Linked DNA regions of Homo sapiens: region 1 is linked to region 2. Evidence: read pairs that join two places in POLR2A ChIA-PET (ENCODE). Cell type or tissue: CD4-positive, alpha-beta T cell. All regions are shown on one strand. Links, peaks and the distances in the headings refer to the core of each region. The heading gives the core; the rest is flanking DNA. Region 1 overlaps LOC105376360 (a long non-coding RNA gene). Region 2 overlaps LINC02639 (long intergenic non-protein coding RNA 2639).

Region 1 (2,923 bases), core at 264-2,763, 170 kb before region 2:
TGAACTCACAGAGTCGCGGAGCAAACAGCTTACAACACAGAAGATTCAGGGCGACATCCCTGAGGGAGTCAGGTGCAGTCCGGGAACATGGCGGGGCCACTCCCGCATGAGTCCTAAAGGATAATAAGGAGATTTCAGGTGAATAACTAGGGCCATTTGCAAAGCAAAATGGAAAGTTGGTGAGGCTGGAGACCTGATGTGTCCTGTGAAAGGAAAATACCTTGGGCCTCTTCACTAAGCTAAAAAGAAAACTCAAGCTGGGAACTGCTCAGGGCAAACATGCCTCCCGTTGTATTCATAGCCATCCCTCTACTCACTGAGATAGATGCATATCTGATGGCTTCCTTTGCAAAGGCTTATCAGAAACTCAAAAGAATGCAACCTTTTGTCTCTCATCTACCTGTGACCTGGAAGTCCCCTCTTGGCTTCGAGTTGTCCCTGCCTTTCTGGATGGAACCAGTGTACTTCCTACATATATTGATTGATGTCTCATGTCTCCCTAAAGTGTCTAATACTAAGCTCTGCCCCGACCACCTTGGGCACATGTCGTCTGGAGCTCCTGAGGCTGTGCAAGGGTACACATCCTCAACCTTTGCAAAATAAGCTTTCTAAAGTAACTGAGACCTGTCTCAAATTTTCAGGGTTCACAGTACCCATGAAGGAAACAGAGATGGTTGTCTAGGACTCCAAATGCTCATTTTGGTTTGGTTAGCTGGATGGAAAAAAGATAAGGCAGAAGCAGCAAGGGTGCAGCCAACTAGCTCTTAAACAAATCCAGGTGAGGAGAGATGGCAAGCTGAGAGGTTAAATGACATCAAGTGATATAAGATGGAGGTGGGAGGCCAGGTGCAGTGGCTTACGCCTGTAATCCCAGCACTTTGGGAGGCCGAGGGATCACCTGAGGTCGGGAGTTCGAGACCAGCCTGGCCAGCATGGTGAAACCCCATTTCTACTAAAAATATAAAAGTTAGCCAGGCATGGTGGCACGTGTCTGTAATCCCAGCTACTGGGGAGGCCAAGGCAGGACAATCGCTTGAATCCGGGAGGCAGAGGTTGCAGTGAGCTGAGATGGCACCATTGCACTCCAACCTGGGCAACAAGAGTGAAACTTCATCTCAAAAAAAAGAAAGAAAGAAAGAAAAAGATGGAGACTGGAGACAGGGGGCTGGAGTCCAGAGAGCCCAGGAGAGGGAGGTCGAAAGTCAGATGGGGGCAGGAACTTGGGGAGGACCTGACTGTGGGGGCCTGTGCTGGTTTCTGTGATGACTTGGACTCTGGATAGAAATCGTTATGGGTTTGCGCAGGGCTGTGTGATCTGCTTTTCATTCACATTTTTTATCGTCCTGCCTGCTATTGTGAGAGGATACTGAGGGGGCAAGGCAGAATCAAGGACACAGCCAGGAGGCAGTCACTGCTCTCTAGGTGGGAGATGACAGGGCCTGGCCTAGGGCAGGAGTGGTGAAGGGGTGGGGGTCGTGGCCAGGTGCTACACAGTCCCAATTAGTGTCAGTGGGGTTGGCTGGCAGACTTTATGTGGGATATGAGTGGTTTGACCTGAGAAACCGGAAGGTCTGGCTTCCACCCACGTAGGTGGTCGCTGCAGGAGATGCGGGCTTGTCAATTTCCAGAGTCGCCTGTGGTTGCAGCTGCCTGGTGTCACCTGCTGTGTGATTCACTCCCCTTCCCCCTTCCCTGTAGGCTGGACCTGTGAGTTCTTCTCACCAACAGAATACGGCAAAAGTGACAGGACTAAATGCTTATGCATACATGACTTATGCTTATGCATAAGACTGTAGCTCATCCTGTTGGAATATTCACTCCTGCCAGCTTTGAAGAAGCAACTTCCCATGCTGTGAGCAGCCATTATGGAAAACAGTATGGAAGTTCCTCAAAAAACTTAAAGTAGAACTACCATACGACTGACCAGTCTATCTACTGGGTATATACCCAAAGGAACTGGAATCAACATGTCAGAGAAATATCTGCACTCACATGCGCCATTATTCACATCAGCCAAGACATGGAATCGACCTAAGTGTCCAGCAAAGGATGAAAGATAAAGAAAATGTGGTGCATAGACACAAAGGAATATTATTCAGCCCTGAAAAGGAAGGAAATGCTGTCATTTGTGACAACATGAACAAACCTAGAGGACATTATGCTAATTGACATATGCTATGTGAATTAAAAATTATGCTAAGTGAAATAAGCCAGGCCCAGAATGGTAAATACCACTCAATCTCACTGGTATGTGGAATCTAAAAGTTGAACTCATAGAAGCAGAGAAGAGAGGCTGGTGCGGGTACAGGGAAAATTGGAGAGATGTTGGTCAAAGGGTACAATGTTTCAGCTAGACAGGAGAAATAAGTTAAAGATCTATTGTGCATTATGGTAACTATAGTTAATAACAATATTTTGTATGCTCGAAAATTTCTGTTAAAAGAAAAACTTTAGCCAAATTAAATTTAACCCAGTTTAGTTGAGCAAAGAACAATTCACAAATTGGGCAGCCTCCCAAGACAGAGGAGGCTCAAAGACTCCAGCGCAGCCATGGGGTGGAAGATTTATGGAGAGAAAACAGAAAGGAAGTGAGGTACACAAACAGCTGCATTGGTTACAGCATGGCATTTGCCTCCGTTGCACATGGTTTGAACAGTTGGCCCCCTTTGCTTGGCAAAAGCTCAGTGATTGGCACAAGAGTAGGCTACAGTCTGTTTACATCTCCATTTAGGTTTTAGTTCACTACGTACAGAGAAACCTTTAGGCCAAACTTAAAATATGGAAGGAGGCAGCTTTAGACTAAACTTGATTTAACATTGCTAAGAAGGTGGGTTTTAGGCATTCTCACCACACATTATATGAGGTAATGCACATGTTAATAGCTTGACTTAGTTATCACTCAGTGTACACATATGTGAAAACA
Region 2 (2,923 bases), core at 317-2,816:
TCCACCCAGGACTAAGAAAGGTTCACTGCAGTGGCTTCTGTTTTTGATGCTGTATCAGTAAGTCATCAGTTTAATGAAATGAGGTAAGTACTACATCACCCTCAGTCCAGGGAAAACTAAGTGTCTTATCCAAGGATGTACGTCTGCAGGAGGGTAGCAGGGGAGAATGGGGCCGGCTGGATCCCTAGTAGTTTCTGAGATCCAAAGACGGTTTCTAGAGTAGCTCTTGAGGACAACCAGCTGTCATACAATACGTACTCATAGGAAAGGCTTTGAGAAGGATTAAATGCATCTGTGTTTGAATTTTGTGTATCCCTCCTCCTCAGCAACACCTGATCCCTCTGTCTGAGACACATGGATGAGATTCCTGAGAAGGAAGCTGGGCGGTTGTTTCTTGGTTTGGAGCAGAGGAGGAAGTGTTACATATGGTGTTGAGATGCTGGCACTGGATCTCACCCTTCCTCTGTATGACTGTCCTTCATGTGATAGGACCACACTTGTCACCGTCCTACCTACATCCCAGCGCCAGTCTCCACCTCATCCAGAGGCGGTTAATAAATGCTCCCTCAATGGATGTCAAACAAGTTTTCATTATGTGTAAGAACGATTTCTAAAACCAGGTCTTATTGTCCCCTTGACTGTGGTCAAAAAATGTTTAGAATTATAGATAGATAGTCACAAAACATTGAAATCCCTATGGTGAAATTATCATCAGCTCTATTTTATATTAGGTTGCCAATTTCTGCAGACTAGATTATTATCTTGTGTAGGGAAGCCACTGGGTTTATTCATCTTTGTTTCAGTAAATGTGCATATCACCCAGTTCTTTTTCATTTGCCGCCTCAGAAAACATTCTTGCTATTGGATTAAATTTAAAAAGATTAAGTAATAATTTAAAGATTACTAAAAAATATCATGATTTATAGTCTTTGAAGAAAATGAAGAAGGTCAAAAGTTTAAGAGACCTCAGTGAAGTTGTACAGAATTGCAAAACAATTAGTATATTTACTCAACAGTTTTCAGCAATATGTACTAAATTGGTTGAATTAATGATGGCATTTAATATTAAACACATTTTAACTTTTTTATTCTAATTAATAAAACTTTGAGCTAAAGGTATCTTAAATATCTGTTATATTGAACTGAAAATTGCCCATGATATGGGCATAAAATGTCTTACATATATTCCTCTTATAAATGTTTTATATACTTAAGAAAATTGTATTCTATACACATATAATTGAATCTTTGTTAGTTATTCTAACATCAGTTATACATCTGTAAAACTGATTTTTAAACTTGTTCAAATTAATAATTTCCAACTGTTTGTTAAATCTCTTAAAATTGTATTAAGTCTGCTGATAACTGTTAATAGCAATGTAAATAGACTGACCTATTGAGTAATATTAAACCATTTGTTTAAATTTTTCCTCTATGAGGGATTTGAAAACTACACCAACTTTACTGTTACTTCCTTCTGAGAAAAACAAAATTTAAATAAACAATTCCCTGCTCCTTCCTCCAGTACATAAAATATATACAGGTTTTTTTAAAAAATCAAACTACTTTCTGAATTTTCAAGTCATTTTTTGAGATTGTTCCGTTGTTGAATTATGATTTTGAATTAAAAAGAAACTAGTCGCTTAATGAGTTAGCTGCTTGTCAAAGGCAGACAGAAGTTCTGTCAACCGTTTCCAGCAGGAGTCGATTTCACAGCCAACGACAATCAGCAGAAGCAAGTTTACAAATTACAGGCTGAGGACAATGGGGCAGAGATAAGCTACTCTATTAAAAGCAGGAAAACACAGAGGCCCCACTCTGCTTGCTTCGCAGGACTTCCCCATGGAAGTTCCTGCTTTGCAGCTTAGTATTCCCCTCGAAGCATGGGTGCTGTTGCTAACAACACAGCAGTGGCTGGACTTGCTACTGATGCTCTCTTAGGGCATCCTGGTTGGTTCAGTGTATATGGCAGACCCCATATATCTTTAAAAGTTATGGGACTCATAGATGTTTAAATCTGTGCCACAGAATTCCAACATGCCAGCTACTCTCTCATCAATACAAGTCAACAACAGCATGGCACTGTCTTTTTTCTCCCCAATTTGTATAGATTATAGTGTGGCCTCAGTTTTTTTTCTTGTATTCCTGCTATACCTAAATACTTTCTGGAAAACTCATACTTAATTTTAAAGGTATTTATGATCATATGCATTTGTATCTCTAGCTCTCTTGTATTGTAAAGCATTCGTATCTAGAGCTAGAGTAAATGTGAAACTGTCTGATATTTTTCACTTTGTTTTAAAACTGCATGGGTAGCAATGTCTTCAATCTTAGCTTCGTGGAAAATAGCATTTCTACATTTCCTGGATTTGATCCAACTATTGAAATTGAAAATTGAATTGAAAATTGGAGCCACACATCTTGTCAAGTCCACCAGTGCTCACAATTGGGACTAGTGGTTTACAATTACCCAGGGGAAAATCCCACTCTAAAAGAACTCAGTCTCACCCTGACCAAATAAGGCATTCATAATGCAACACTTCTGTAATACTTATATTCACACTGAAATAAAGCTTTCATTTGAGAGCCATCTTACATACACACTCATATGTTATTTGTTAATATTATTTGTATTTTTAACTGTCAAGCTAAGTAATTTAGTGCTCTTTTCTTCCCCCAGCAAAATAATACACTCACAAGACACACACATAGGCACAAATCTCACATGTAATTGAACATTTCTCTACCATTTTTGACAATGTACCAACCGTGTTTCAGCCACATGGAGTTAATGGAAGCACTGAGTTGCCAACCCAACTATTTCTAGTATTTATTGAGGGCGACACTTCCTCGGAGATGGGAAGGACTCTCAAGTCAAGGACTTGGTTCAGATCCCCGCTTCACCAGTTCATACTTCAGTTCC

What was found. ChIA-PET counts read pairs that join two places held together with the same protein. Peaks named below come from ENCODE experiments on the same cell type or tissue, not always from the same donor. Only the 100,000 strongest peaks of a DNase experiment are listed, where the experiment ranks them.
Region 1: POLR2A ChIA-PET joins it to region 2 with 5 read pairs; 2 of 35 experiments call an interaction of 5 or more read pairs at or near these places.

The regions. Positions count from the first base shown.
Region 1 is chr10:3,659,375-3,662,297 of GRCh38, forward strand. The region is part of intron 1 of LOC105376360 (a long non-coding RNA gene); the gene reads left to right. Among named protein-coding and RNA genes, the nearest start is that of KLF6, 120 kb to the right of the region's middle. In CD4-positive, alpha-beta T cell, for the core only: no CTCF peak of the experiment used is centred there; no DNase peak of the experiment used is centred there.
Region 2 is chr10:3,834,155-3,837,077 of GRCh38, forward strand. It overlaps LINC02639 (long intergenic non-protein coding RNA 2639), which reads left to right. Exons shown (of 2, transcript NR_134490.1): 1 at 1-83; 2 at 327-574. Among named protein-coding and RNA genes, the nearest start is that of LINC02639, 1.7 kb to the left of the region's middle. In CD4-positive, alpha-beta T cell, for the core only: no CTCF peak of the experiment used is centred there; DNase peaks (open chromatin) are centred at 1,847 and 2,477.